2 separate regions of the Homo sapiens genome follow, and region 1 is linked to region 2. The links are chromatin contacts, found by Hi-C or POLR2A ChIA-PET in ENCODE. All regions are on one chromosome and are shown on one strand. The core of a region is the stretch at or near the end of the contact, and the rest is flanking DNA. Distances in the headings are between cores, read along the strand shown. Region 1 has its middle 150 kb from the start of CASC20. Region 2 has its middle 110 kb from the start of CASC20.

The links. A loop is a pair of places that touch in the nucleus more often than their neighbours do. ChIA-PET counts read pairs that join two places held with the same protein, here RNA polymerase II (POLR2A). Pooled maps may share reads with other maps.
Region 1: a loop to region 2 is called in a map of IMR-90, with 2.1 times the contacts of the local background. The contact joins two enhancer-like sites. A Hi-C loop is called at or near these places in 1 of 168 maps with a recorded cell type or tissue (IMR-90) and 2 of 50 pooled maps. POLR2A ChIA-PET finds 5 or more read pairs at or near these places in 2 of 52 experiments (AG04450 and BJ).

What each region holds. Positions count from the first base shown.
Region 1 is chr20:6,572,366-6,580,078 of GRCh38, forward strand. No RefSeq gene overlaps it. Among named protein-coding and RNA genes, the nearest start is that of CASC20, 150 kb to the left of the region's middle. Within about 2 kb of position 3,851, at least 2 of the 41 ENCODE cell types and tissues checked have a DNase peak (open chromatin) inside an H3K27ac peak, as active enhancers do; they include IMR-90, where a contact is called at or near this core.
Region 2 is chr20:6,530,272-6,538,143 of GRCh38, forward strand. No RefSeq gene overlaps it. Among named protein-coding and RNA genes, the nearest start is that of CASC20, 110 kb to the left of the region's middle. Within about 2 kb of position 3,825, at least 2 of the 41 ENCODE cell types and tissues checked have a DNase peak (open chromatin) inside an H3K27ac peak, as active enhancers do; they include IMR-90, where a contact is called at or near this core.

The sequences.
Region 1 (7,713 bases), core at 2,601-5,100, 42 kb after region 2:
AAAAGGATTTTAGTTACTTTTGTTTTTAGTTTTTAAAAAATAAAAAAATAAGATGCATTTCTCATCGGCAACACAGGGTGCTAGAGGACAGTGTGGTAATATAGTCAAAGGGCTAAAGAAAGTAACTGTTAAGCTTGGATTTTACATAGTCTGCCACTCTCACTCAAGGTGACAGTGAAACAGAGTAACATTCATAAAAAATCCAGCACCCTTGTTGAACAAACTGAAAGATGAATTCTAGTAAGAAAGATAATACCTTATAGACAAGGAAATAAGATGCATGACACAGTTATAAACACAGAAACTGGTGAAATATATTGGTAAATCCATTGTACTTAGTAATATGAATGATAATAGTAATAACTGACTTAGTTTGTGCTTAAAGCGAAGTGAACTGTGAAATATCCATATACATTTTTTACCTTGCTAGGAGGACAGAGATGTTGATTAACTACAGAGCTTGTTAAAATATGTAAAGCTACCTGTGCATGTTAATGAACAGACTGGCTGTATAATGCGCAGCTTCCAAACTAGCATAGAGAAAACTAAAGAAATTGTAAAACTGAAGGCATGAAATGAGAACAAATAGGCAAACGAATCTTAGTAAGTATAAAAACATAAGATAGCTGAAATAAGCCCATATATATTAGTAATTAAAACAAATATAAACAGTTTAAATTCACCTCCTACAAGGTTCTGGATTAATTGACTGAATTTGTAAAACCCAAGCTACTTAAGAGACACATTCAAAAAACAACTAAGAAAAATTGAAAAAAGTGAGGCTTAGATATTAACAAGATGGATAATCATTTTTAAAGATTCTGAAATATAATTTAATACTAATAATATTAGCATTATTTCTTTACTCCCTGACCTAACATTTTTACTAAATTCTATGTTACAACTATATCTTCTTAAAATATTCTGTTTGAATTTTACATTTTATATATATATATATATATATACACATACATACATATACATAAACAAAGAGATCTATAATTTTTTGTTTTGTTTTTCAGAATATATTCACACCTTTCATGTTGCCTCATTCTCTATATCTTCCCATAAAGTAGCAGGTAGAGACCATCTTCAACCTATCTATTTTCAGTTCTGACACATACAATTCATTTTTAACATTTAAAAAGTATAACCTTATAACAAAAATCTAAATAATTCCCTACTTAAAACCCTTCAATGGTTTTCCATTGCTTTTAGAACTGAAATTCTCACTCAAATCCTAAAGTTTCTGGATAACTTAGTTCCTTCTTATCTGATCAACTTCTTCAAATGTTGTTTCCACCTCATTCACTAATCTCTAGCCATGTGCCATTACCTTTCAATTTCTTGGGCACAGTAGATAAATGCTTTTACACCTAAGGCTTCTGCAGCCATTGTTTTATTAAATTAAATGTCAACTCCTTCAAGAAGACTTCCTTTTCTAATTCTCTGTCTCAGCCACTTGTGTCCTTTGCAGTACTTATGGCAAGTTGAAACTGCCTCATTTGTCTGTTTCCTTATTTTTTTAACTGCCTCTGCAACTGTGATATGCATCCTGAAGGCAGAGACCAAATAGAATCTATTCATTGCTTAAACTTTGCCCAAAGCCTGAAGCAAAGTATTCTCTCAAGACTCTCAATAAATATATCTGGAATAAATCAGCAGATAAATAAATAATTGCTTGAGCAGTTTGCTATTTTGCCTGGGTAATATTTTTTCTAGTAGACTGAAATAATGTCTCTATATCTCTGACTTTCAAACCATAATATTTAGTCTTGAATTTCCATTCCTGGAACTATACGTTCATATTTCCAAGTGCATTTCTCATGTATATCTCAAATACTCAAAACTAAATTCAATTTCTCATACCCTATGAATTGTCCTATTACTTCCCTATTTTGGTTAATGATCCAAGCATTCATCCAAACCCAAGACCTGGAAGTCATCACTCATTCACTCATGTATTCACATATTTATTCATTCATTCATATTTCGTGCAGCAACTATTATGTGGCTCACACTATGTGAAGAGTAGCATACATAATAGTGAACAAAACAGGCATAACCACGTCCTCACAGTTTGTTCTACCATCTCTCTCAAATTATGTTGACTGCTGAAACGTGCATGGTCATTCTACTTTAAGAATGTCTCCTGAACCAGCACCTTTTGAGTGCACCAGCACTTTCTTAAACCAGAACCTCACACACACACACCTTTTCTAGATTAAGCCAACATCACCTCTTATCTGAATCTTTGTAACAGCTTCCGGATTGGTTTCCTTGCCTCTAGTCTCATCTCATTCCAATTCATTTGTCACACTACTCAGGGCTTTTCCTAAAACATAAATTTAACCACCTCATGGCTCTACAAAATTTCCCTGTCTCACCATCACTTACAAGATAAAGTTCAAACTCTGTAGCACGACATGCCATGTCCTTAATGATTCAACTCTAGCAAATGGCATTCAGCTTCATGAACATGACCTCATGTCTGCATATGCCATTCCCTTAACATGGAACCTCCCTTCTGCGCTTCACCATATCAGCCTGGCAAACTCCTTCCATTCTCTCCTTTCTTGTTGAGGTTTCCCTGACTTCTCTGCCCATTGAGGCAGAAGCAAGAGCTTTTGGAACCATGTTCTCGTAATCCCTTATAGGAAGGAATCCATGCTATCATACTGCATTATGGGAATGTCAAAGATGTTTATATGTCTGGCTTCCTCACTAGACCATGGACAACTTGCAAGCCAAGAATCTGGCTTATACAAGCTTCTATCTACACCAGCTGGCATAGTGCCTGCAACATGGGAAGTGTTACTACTAAATCTTTGTGCAACAATTAAATATTGATTAAACAAGTGTTGCATTTTCAGTCATTTGCCTGAAATGACGCAGTTATCAGTAGCAGAGCTGATCCAAACTTCCAAGTTCCCACTCGAATGGTTTTTCACTAAAGCACCACTGTCATGTATCCAATGATTTTCAATTGATCCAGGGTAGAGTAAAGCCACAGGGCATGCCTTAGGTTGGGGAGATGGGTTAGAATCACCTCAGGTCTTTTTCAACCTAAAATGCTTATCGGCATTCTGATATGTATTTCCTGAAAAAAATTGCCAGTTGGGTGTCCTATATATTATATGTTGAAGAATGAACAATGCTAGTAGGGAAATAATAGAATGGAAATCAGGCAGGTGTGGATTTAAACATCTATTCCTTAATTTATCAGCTTTGTCTACAGATGAGGAAACTGAGGCACAGAATGTGTCATTTAACTTCTATGTGCCTCAGTTTCCTCATCTGTAAACATGGTACCATATTTGGGAAGTTATAATGAGGATTTTGTCAGCTGACTGACCCTTGGTAAAGGGTGAGAATATTTCCTGGCACATACGAAGTGTTCTAAAATTTAGTTTCTCTTTCCCCTTTTCCCCCTAGGCTTTGATCAGAAATCCAAGCACACAAAAATGGCTTTTCCATTTGTGTAAGGGGAAGATTATTGCTCTGCTGATGAATTGTGTGCATTTCACGCACACTTTAACAGCTCCAGGGCGTCTTCAAATTAGAGCTCCTTATCACTCATTAGCACCATTGCAGGAAGGCCGATAAACCTCACCTCTTGCTTAGCTCTCTGACACAGCTGGGGAAACCTCCATTTGCTCTTATCATCTGAATTCTGACCTTAAAGGTTTCACTCTAACCCCAGGGCTTAATTTATCTTCTGTTAAAAGCAGCAGTTTTCCCTTACATGGAAACTGTCATGCCCCGAGTATGCATAGTGAGACAGAGAAACAGTCCTGTCTGTTTCATCTCAGACGCGAGGGAAAAGTCCCTTGCACCCTTCTCTTCTGCGGATAGATGGGCTTTGATTACAGAGGAGCACATTGCAACTTCAGGCTGCTATTGTACACCACATACTGTAAAGGTTTAAAAGTTGACAAAATGCCATGAATACCATTGTGTGAATTCAACCTCGTGTTTGTTTTACCTACTGTACATCAGAATACACTTCCTGATAGCTGAGAGTTTGTGTTGTTTTGACTAAATTTGGACAAATATGCATAAAATGTGTATTCAACAGATATTTCATGTAAAAACAAAGAAAGGCTTGTGTCTTTAGATTGCCCCAGAACCTGAGGGCTACTGAGAATTATAAATAAAGTTGGCTTCACAGGCCTGCAGTCATAAATGACATTTTTTTAAATGATGGAAGGGGGAGATTTGAGTGGTACAGGAACCTTCCGTTTAATTCCCCTCCTCCCAAATATGTCCAAAATTTAAAGAAAGCTCCTTTAAATATAACTCAGTTGAAAAGGAGCTTTTGATTCCTGGTTATTGGGGAAGGACCTGTTTAACTATTTATACCATTGCTTTGTTTTCTTAAAATTGATGCAGGAGGAACATGGGTCCAGCCCTTTTAAAATCCTATGTTTTATCACTCTCCGGTTGATGGGCGCAATCCAGCATGAGGAAATTAGAAACAGCTGGAGTAGACACAATGCTTTCTTTTGAAAAGACATTTCAAAATTACTAGAGAAAAATAGAGATTGCTCTAAAGAGCCTATCTCAAAATGTGGTTTCTGGCTCAACAGCATCAGAATCTCCTAGGAACTTGTTCGAAATGCAAATTATTGGGCTTCATCCAGCCCTGCTGAATTGGAAATTCTGAAGGTAGGGCCCAGCAATCTGTGTTTTGACAGCTCTTCTATCCCCTACCCCAAGGAATTCTGATGCACAAAAGCAAACTAAAAATGAGACCTAAACCACAGGAAAGAGTAGCAAGAGAAAAGAAATCTTGAAAGGCCAGAGGGCAAGAGAGGCGTGATTTCAGGACATTTAATGATTCAAAGGAATGATGGAAAGGTGCTAATTGGGTACTTAACATCTATACTTCAACATGCATCTGTTTCTAAATCTGAAATTAATGGACAGACTATAAACAGCTTCCAAAGGCAGTGGAAAATACAAACCCAATGAAACAAACCAGAGTCAGGAAAGAGGTTGGCAGCACAATAACTGCAACATCAATTGTATTTAGATGTTTTTGTCTATAGTCTATACTACATAATAACTACATAGTCTATATAGTTATTTCAACATCATTAAATAGGATGTGTGATTAAATAAGTGCATGTAAGTAAATTATTAAAATGCATTAAGAGTATGCTTTTGCATACTTGTAACTTAGAGTAGACAAATCCTCCTGCTGAGAAAAACTAGAAACTGAACAAAATTCAGACACCACGTGTTTGAATGCCTCAGAAAGCTGTCTAAGCAGTCAGATCCTGGAAAGGAGGGGAGCTCATTGAGAGAAGCCTGACTTTTGAATCCAAGTTTCCCCTGAAGTTGAACACACCATATTGCCCAGAAATTCCACTCATATATACATATATATACACAAATACACATAAATATCCAAGAGAATGCACAGACACACACACATATCCAACAGAAATGCATGCATGGATATCTATCTATATATATATCCATATCTCCACATATATATCTCTAACAGAAATGCATACATAAGTACACCAAAAGGCATGGGTAAGAAATTTTCTATTTGCAATAGCCTCAAACTGAAAACTACCCAAACATCCTTGAACAACAGAGAGGATGAATAAATTGTACTGTATTCATGCATGAGATACTGAGAATGAATTAAATACAGCTACATGCAACAACATGGATGAATCTGATGAATATAACATGACATATCTCATTTACACAATTTCAAAATCATACAGTGATAATCCATGGTATTAGAAGTCAAGATAATAGTAACGTTTGATCTTTATGGTAAAAATGGTAAGGAGAGGGTGAGGGCCTACTGAGTTCTGCTTATGTTCCTGTTGCTGAACCCTGCACTGTGTGTTCCGTTTGTGGAAATTCAGTTAGTTGAATACTTGTGATTTGGACACTTTTCCTTACATATGTTACAGTTTAACAAGCACTCTTACTTTAGAAAAATATACTAAGAGGAATTTTTGTTTTCTTGTTTCTCTGACGTCTTTGGAGTCCATCCATCAGGTGTGTCTATGCCATCCTATGGAGACACCCTGGATTATCTGAAAGTAACTGGAGGCAGGAGAATGTGATCATAGAGAATCTTAGATTAGTGGGTAGACAGGCCTATGAATTGCTGTGTGGCTTTGGAAAGCTCTTTAACCCAAGTCACATTTTCCTCATCCTTGCATTGGAGTTGATCGTTAAAAGAGCATCTAACTCATAGGATTTAGTGAGGATTAAATAGGAGAGTTCATCTAAAGCACTGATGGTGGCAGGCAGTGGGTGGGGGTGGCCTAATGGCTAAGAATAAAGGCTGGGTATCTAAGATAATTGACAAGGGCCTTTCTTTTTTTTTTTATGGTTAATGTACCATTCTTTATGAGAATGTGCTAGCATAATGATAGAGGGCTGAAGCATGTAATCTATAATTAATACAAAGTGAACTGTCATGGGGGATGGGGAGGGAAATGGGCCTTTCTGCAGAAATGTAAGTGCGGTCATGGAAACGGCTATAGCTCCTTGATTGTAATTATTCAACCTCACTAGAGGTCTGCAACTAGCTATTAAAGTGCTAGTGGTCCCGACAAGGGCCTTTCTAAGAACACTGTCTTTGCAACTGTACCCCTTTTGAATAATATAAATATCATGGTTACTCACTTGGCAGAGTGGACATCCCTAAGAAATTCAATCAGACATTTTGAGGTTGGTGAGAGAGGGAGAGTTGACGGAGTTGGAGGAAGAAGAAGTCGTGACACCATGACTGAGAACTCTGTCTGATGACCCAGGGTCATAAAATTTATCATTATAAATGTCAAATAAAATAAATGATAATTAATCAATAAAAAATGACACATGATAAATAAATAAATAAATAATAAAATTACCATCTGTGCAGGGCAGGCTGAAAATGCTGAGAAGGTAAAACTCTCTAGGAGAATCCTTCAGCCAGTGACTGATGGGAGTTGGTGGATACTCAACTCCCTTGCCTCTTGAGCCAGATGACTGAAACGTATGCTCTATACTGTCCCCCAGAGATGCCCAGTTGAACTGGGCTCCAGTTACCCACAGTGGTAATTTGCTTAACAGCATACCTTCTATTGACTGCTTTCCCTTACCTGTATCATTTTTCCTTTCTTTTCCCAGTGTTTTGTGAGAGCATCTTCCAAATAAATTACTTGTACTCACATTCTTGTCTCGTGACCAGTTTCTGGGAGAATCTAAACTTAAGACAGTCTGCATTGCACAACTTATGGCGTAGGCTTAGTTGCTTTCTCTGAGACCTTCGGGCAGCTAGCACCACTGTGGCTGCCTCCTTTGGAATTGTCACCTCTACCACGCTGCCGAAGTGCCTGAGACCTACTGCTCTGAAAAAGACTTTGTTTGTCACTGCCCAAGCCCACTGTGAAGCCCCTTCCCCTCCCTTGAGCCAGGTGTCAGGATGGCCCTCCTATCCTGTCCCTCTGTTACCTAGGCAGTGGCCTCATCACTTTATTCATAAAGTTAGACTTCCTCACTCTGTATCTGCGTATTCTTATTGCTTTCTCTTTTCCAGAGACTCCGTTTTGGTCAACAATTAGCCCTTCCACATTTGGATCCTGGGCCACATGTGGAAATAAAGAGTTCCAGAAGAATTCTCCCATGAAGGCATTGGAATGCTTCAATACATAGTTTTGTGCCAAATCTACAATAATCTTCCCAAAAGAAAGA
Region 2 (7,872 bases), core at 2,575-5,074:
GGAAAACAACATTCAGCTCCTTGTAAGTCTCCATCAGAGCTCTTGGGTGACCAGATGCATTGTTACTGATTTTGAAACAAATCTTTTTATCTGACCAGTAAATCTCAACAGTGGGTTTAAAATTTTCAGTAAACCATGCTGTAAACAGATGTGCTATCATCTAGGCCTTGTTTCATTTTTAGCACACAGGCAGAGTAGATTGAGTATAATTCTTAAGGGCCCTAGACATTTCAGAATGGTAAATAAACATTGACTTCATCCTAAAGTCACCAGTTGCATTAACCCCTAAGAAGAGAGTCAGCCTGTTCTTTGAAACTTTGAAGCCAGGCCTTGGCTTCTCTCTAGCCATGAAAGTCCCAGATGGCATTTTCTTCAAGACAAGGAGTTTTCATCTCCATTCAAAGTCTGTTTAGTGTAGCCACCTTTATCAATTATCTTCACTAGGTCTTCTCAGTAACTTGCTGTAACTTCTGCATCAGCACTTGCTGCTTCACCTTGCACTTTTATGTTATGGAGACAGCTTCTTTACTTAAGCCTCATGAGCCAAGCTCTGCTAGCTTCCAAGTTCTCTTCTGCAGTTTCTTCACTTCTCTCAGGCTTCCTAGAATTGAAGAGAGTAGAAGTCTTGCTCTGGATTAAGCTCTGGCTTAAGGAAATGTTGTAGCTGGTTTGATCTTTAATCCAGACCACTCAAACTTTCTCCATATCAGCAATAAGGCTTTTTCACTTTGTTATCATTTGTATGTTCACTGGAATAGCACTTTTAATTCCTTCCTTCTTTTCCTTTACATTTACAACTTAGCTAACTGGTATGACCGGCTTAACTTTTGACCTGTCTGGGCTTTTGGTATGTCTTCCTCACTACGCTTAATCATTTCTAGCTTTTGATTTCAAGTGAGAGACTTACAACTCTTCCTTCCACCCGATCACTTAGAGGCCATAGTTGTGTTATTTATTGGCCTAATTTCAGTATTGTTGTGCCTCAGAGAATAAAGAGGCCAGAACAGGAGAGAGATGGAGGAACAGCCTATTGGAGCAGTCAGAACACATACAACATTTATGAATTAAGTTTACTGTCTTCTATAGCTGTGGTTAGTGGTGCCCCAAAAGAATTAAAATAATAACACCAACGCTCACTGATCACAGGTCACAATAAGAGATATAAAAGTAATGAAAAACTTTGAAATATTTTGAGAATTACCAAAATGTAACACAGAGACACAAAGTAGGCACATGCTGTTGGGAAAACAGCACTGATAGGCTTGCTGGATGCTGGGTTGTTAACAAACCTTCAATTTGTAAAAATGCAATATCTGAAAAACATAATAAAGACAAATGCAATAAATTGAGGTGTGCCCGTCTAGTTTGTATAGTATAGAAGATATTGAAATAATCTTCCCAGAAAATCATATATCAATCCAGAAGAGCCAAGAGCCTCCTCTACTCCAGACCATCAAGATTCTGCCAATGTTCTCTGCTAGCTAAGCCCTCATGGGACTTAAAAGATTCGCTTTTGCTCCATGATAAATTTCAGCATAGGAGTTTTAAACTTACATTGGTAACTGCATATCCAGCCTCAGCCTTTCTAGATAAGCAGCTATTCTCCTCTGAGATTTTCCCGTGATGCTCTCAGTGGGACCTACCAACTAGCCCTGCTTTTCTCAGTCTGGGAGTCCTTCCTCTTCCACTCCTTTTGCCTCTCTTCTTTGAGAAACTCTCTTCTTTCTTTTTCCCTGGGTACTTAACATCTAACATTATTTCCTCAAGAGTTTGGGTTTTACAGGGTTAATTTAACACAAATGAATATCTCAATGAATTACCTTATTAAAAGTGCTAGACTCTCATTCTCTCTCTCTAGAAATAAGCTATTTTTTTTTTCAGGGCCTATGTGTGCAACTAAGTGAGATCCTGCTTTGATACCCCAAGGCAGAGTCAGAGCAAGCCTGGCTGAGGCTGTGGTGGCCCTTCTGACCAAATTCAGAGTCAGACTGTTTGCTCTATGGAAGTCTCTTGCCTCTCCCTTCCAGACCTTCCTCTCTTCATTTCTTGCCTAGGTGTGTTAGACCCTTTCCTGCTTTCTTGAATTTTGCTTCACTCTTTTTCCCTCCCTCTGTCTCATGAACCCCAGAAGGAATGAAATTGTGGTCCATGTATGAATTCAATGGGCAGACATATTTGTTTGGTTTCCACTGCGGGGAAAACTGTACAGTGTGCATCTCATTTGAACTCGTGGTCAATATTTAACATTTGGAAATTTCACATAAGAATCCCTATTTCCAACTTCTCTGAAAATTTGAAAGATCTGGCCACACTGGGCCCACATTTGTGGCAAACAATGAGTTGGAGTCCTTATAAAATTATGCTGAGTGAAAGAAACAAGTTACAAAAGACCAGGTATTGTATGATTTCATGTATATGAAATATCCAGAATAGGCAAATCTGTAGAGGTGATGGATTAGTGGTTTCCCAGGGCTGGGCATTTGGAGGGAAATGGGGAGTGACTGCTAAAGGGCACACGGGATTTCTTTTGGGGAATAAGAATGTTCTAAAAGCGATTGTGATAATGGTTACACAAATCTGTCACTATACTAAAAATAATGGAATTGCACATATTAAATGTGTAAATTACATGGTATGTGAATTATATCTCAGCACATGTTTAATTTTTTTTTAAGTGGGTTGTGGTTATGTAGCATGTACCTTCCTTAGGTGGGTACCTGCCATAGTCTCCATAGTTCCATATTGACTGCCCTACACTGGGACCCAGTTAACTTCTTTGATTTTGGCCTCTGTTGGCATTTGACATTTTAGCCTCAGTTCATATTCATGAGCATTTTCCTTTTTCTAGTACCTTTATCATGATAAGTTCCCTTTTCTTATCCTTTTCCTCATGAAAATTACCTTTACTGGTCATCCTAGAGCACATCTCCTATAATATTTTTTGACATGTAGTTATCAAGTTTCTGACAAAGAAATGTATTTCCTTATTAGTAACAATATTGCTATAAAATTATACGTTATCAAACCAAACTGTCTTATAAATACAACCTGGATTCTGGGTTTCATAAACAAACACAGTGCACTATGCCAACCGAAGAATAACAGGAAGTACTTTATGACCCCACATTATCTAACAGTTCTCCCCTAAACATCCCTGTAGCATGACCAGGCAGGAGATGCTACAAGACTGGGAACAGAGCTGCAATCACTGGCATTTTTAAACAGCTTGTTGATGGACTGGGCTTGTGAGAAAACCAACATTACACTGAAACTCTTAGGGATACTTTAAATTGGTGGATTAGATGGTCGCTTGATTAAGTTTGGGTTATGTAAACAGTGGAGTGTTTAGATTTAGGCTTGGCTGTTGGAGTCTAGGCAGCTGTTTGTACTTAAGTCCAGCTAGAAGTCTTGTTAATCAAAGAACTGACTGAATTTCTTTCTTTCTCCCACCCCTGCCTGCTTCTTTTTTTTGTACCTGTGTTGTTTTTCCCCCTGTTCAAACCCTTTGGGCTCAGGACTGTAGGTAGGCAAGGCAGAGCATTTTGAATGTTTCTCTGAGGACCAGGAACTTATTTTTTTGATTACACAGTGATGTGCCCCACAGATCTCCCTCACTGTGAGGCAATCACTTCATTTATCCAAGTTCTACAAAGCCTTTATTATTTCGGTTAGTTCATATTTTTGAAGCTAAGTCATCAGTTTGATGCGTTTGTTGTAAAATGTGGTTTAACAGCTTGTTAGCACATTTATTTTTTTTTTAATGGAATCCAAAGGTATTTCATGCTTGAGCAGCAGTGGATTTAAGAGCCGATGAAAAGCCCCGCGAGCTGGGCGCAGTCAGCACAAAACAATGCGGGGAACATTGTGGAGTCCTACGCAGAGCTACCCCCAGCAGTGGCGTGCGGGTTTCTTGAACTTTAAGTTACGTTTTTTGCTTTTCTTTTTCCCTGACAGTGTCTCATAAATAACCCATGTTGCCTTATGCGTGTTGGTTTCAGATTGTCTAGGATGTACTGGATCATTTGAGCAGTCTGCGTTCATGTGGTTTTTCTCCCCTCTGAAGATGATTCGATTCTGTTTTGTCCACAAAGGGGAGACGTGGATTGCTGTTTTCTGTCCTCCAAGTGTGGCTTTGTAAAGCTGTCTCAGAACTAACGGGTTGGAACTGAAAACTATTATGGAGCTTGGTGAATGTCAGCGAGCCTTTGAAAAGTAAAAGCTGGGAAGCGACAAACTCTTTCCACAGTTCCATCCCAAATACAAACGAGGTCATTTTCTTGGGAGGCAGCAAAAGTGAGCATTCTGTGTTTGACCAAAGACAACCTTTTGGTTGAGGTTTTGATTATCCAGGGATGAAATGGAGGCAAATGGTCTTCTTTGCCTAAATCCAGACCTACCTTTGTACCAGGCTAGGTATTTGTTGGATTGAAAGGAGTGCAGCCCTTGGAGAGCAGTTTCATGGAACTGGAATTGGTAAAAATGGGCTTTCTGATTATATCTTATATATTATTATTAGAATGTATTATTACATATTAGATCTATATTATATCTAATATAGATCTAATATATTAGATTATAATTAGATTATATTAAATTATAATTATATATTAGATCTATATTATTATATCTAAAATGTTTTACCTTACCAGCCTTGCCATTTGCATATCTGTGTTGTCAGTTCATAAACCAGATTACAATGATTTTTTACCATTCAAGTCAGAACTCTTATATTTCATTTATATTCCAGAAAGTAGAGATTAAAGAAAAGTATTGAGAAGAGAAGGCTAATTTCTTCTTACATAATAATATCTGTGGTTCTCAAATTGAAATGACAGCTGATATAGTGCTTAGAGCCTAAATTTTATTTTTATCTATCTCTCTAGAAAGAGATATTGAAACACATAAGGGAAAGAGAGGAGACCATATGTGAAAAATTACCAACTACTTTGCCAGTGATTACCTAACAATGAATGAGATTCACCTTTCCAATCTGCCCACACCTCCAATGTCTCTTTGAGGTTGAGAACATAAATCGTAACCTCTGTGTGAGGCAATCTTACTTTCCTAAAGAAAAAAAAGACCGCTGTTAATGACAGTGGTGCTCGTGTACATAAAGATTACAAAAGCTGGTCTTGGAAGGGACCTTTGTATAAACTACTCCAACTATCTGATTTTGTAGACAACAAAACAGACTAAGAAACTTGTTTCTTACTTTCGTGAATGGGGGGCTTTGAATATTCACATGCAAGTTTTTGTCTGAATACCTGTTTTCAATTCTTTTGAAGTAGGATTGCTCTGCCATATATGCTAATTCTATGTTTAACTTATTGAGGAACCTCCAGATTTTTTCTACAGTGGGTGTACCATTTACATGCCCTCCAGCAATGTATGAGGGTTTCGATTCTCCACATGCTCAGTAATACTTGTTATTTTTCCATTGTTTTATTTATTACAGCCATATAGCCATATCCTAGTGAGTGTGAGGTGGTATCTTATTGTGGTTTTGATTTTCATTTCCTTAGTGACTAGTGATGTTGCGTATCTTTCCACGTACATGTTTATCATCTCTATATATTCTTTAGAGAAATGTCATTCAATCATTTGCCCATTTTTTAATGGAGTTGTTTTCTTTGTTGTTGAGTTGTAAGACTTCCTTATATTTTTTGGATACTAGATCCTTTCCAGATATATGATTTGCAAATATTTTATCCCATTCTGTGGATTGTTTTTTACTCTTTTGATAATGTTTTATAATGCAAAATAATTTTTAATTTTATGAAGTTCAATTTATTTTTTTTTCTGTTGTTGCTTGTGCCTTTGGTGTGATATCTAAGAAACCATTGCTAGATCCAAGGGCTTAAAGATTTATCTCTATGTTTTTTTGCTAAGTGTTTTATGGTTTTAGCTCTTATATTTCAGTCTTTGATTCATTTGAAGTTAATTTGTGCATATAATGTGAGGTAAGGATCTGACTTCACTCTTTTGCATGTGGATATCCATTGTCCCAGCACTGTGGAAGAGACTGTTCTTTCTCCATTGACTGACCTTAGCTCACTTGCCAAAAATCATTTCACCCAGTTATATGAGTTTTTCCTGAACTTTTCATTCCATTCCATTGATTTATATGTCTATACTGCCAGTATGCAGAAATTCAGTTTTGTTTTTCTCTTTATCTGAAGTTATTTAGAAATTATTTTTTAAATTTTAAATTGAAGGGATTTTGTGAGCAATATCTATGTTAAACTAAATTTTTCTTTCACTGGTCAAAGAGAATGCAGATCTGCATATGATCATTTCATTTTCTTTGAAATTCAGCAACTTCATTATGTGTTGCTTGTTTTTCCTGGAACAAGTCTTTTCAAAGCAGCGGATTCATATCCTTCTTTCAAGCAAGTTTTCTTCTATTATATCTTTCTTCATGTTTTGTTTTTTTCTTATTCTCTCCATCAAAGAATTAAATTATGTGTGTATGATATATCTTCTGCTTGTCTCAACTTCCACTATTTTAGAATCTTTGCTCTTGTCTCTTCACTTGTGTGATTTCATCAAGCTTTTCTTGTAGTCACAGTTTTTTGAAAATTGTTTTTTGATACCTTTTCTTGCTTCAAATGTAGATTTCATCCTTGTAATGTATGTGTGTATATCTGTCTATCTGTCTGAACATATTTATAGTGGCTGTTTTGAATTCTTTGTTAAGTCAGACATCTAGGTCCTTTCCCAAGCTATTTCTGCCTTTGTTTTTCTGTGTATGTTCTGTTTCTTTGTATGTCTCTTTTTTTTTTTTTTTTTTTTTTTTGAAAACTGGGTATTTAGATAATATATTTTAGCAACTCTGGATATTGATTCATCCTGCAGGGCATTTTATTTTGATTGTTGTTGTTTGCTTATTTATTTGTTTGATAACATGTCTGGACTATTTTACTGATGTCTATTCCTCCTTCTCTACTGTGAGGCCTCTGATATTCCTCCTTAGAGGGCACAGCCTTGGGTACACACACGGTCACCTGGTGAAAGTTGTTTTACCAGAGCTTTTCTTAACTATCTCTTTCCCTGCTCTCTCTGTTAAGCTATTGGCTTTTATTACTATCATACCCGGCTGTTAGGCATCTCTAATTGCCATCAGATTGCTCTATTGTTATCACCAGTGTCCTGGGACATAGATTAATCCATAGTCTCATCCAATTAAACTTGAATCTCTTTGCAGGGTTAGGTTATAAGCCAGTCTTTGAGGTTTGCTCTGACCACAGTAGGGGACTTCTTGGCTGTTTCCCTAGTTGTCTCTGATAATCTATCTGGCTTATAGTTTAGTGTGTTGCTCTCAAGAAGTTAAAACTTTACAATCAAAGTCTTCCCTGTTTGTGAAAGTGTCCTTAGGTTTGAACTTCCCCATACTCTGTTTTATATAAAGTCAGTTCCTTTGGGGAGAGGTTAGGTGTTCTCTGTTCTTATGGCCTGCCTCTCTCCTTGGGAAATATCTCTGAGCTACTGCTCCAGAGAAGGTGGTGGGGACAATGGCTGTTTCTTCTCTTGGAGTAATATTCCTGATTTAGTAGCAATAAATAGCTGTTAGTCTTCTTAGCTAGCTTCTTGCAATGTGGAACTTCTATCCTGTGAGTGAGCAGGAATGAGGGTGATAGGGTTCCTGGTAACCTCAGCCTGCTGAGCCTGGGGCAGAGCTTCTGTCCTGTGAGTGGGGCCTGGGTGAAAGAAGGGAGCGCGTGACCTCTTGGCTGCACTAGCCTGAAATTTAGCCTCTGTGACATGAAAGTGGGAGAGGATGGGAAATACTGGTAGTCTGGTCCTACTGGGGAGATACAGTAACCCTTTACAGGGAACTGAAGCCTCTGTCATACTGAACTGGGAGTAGGGAAA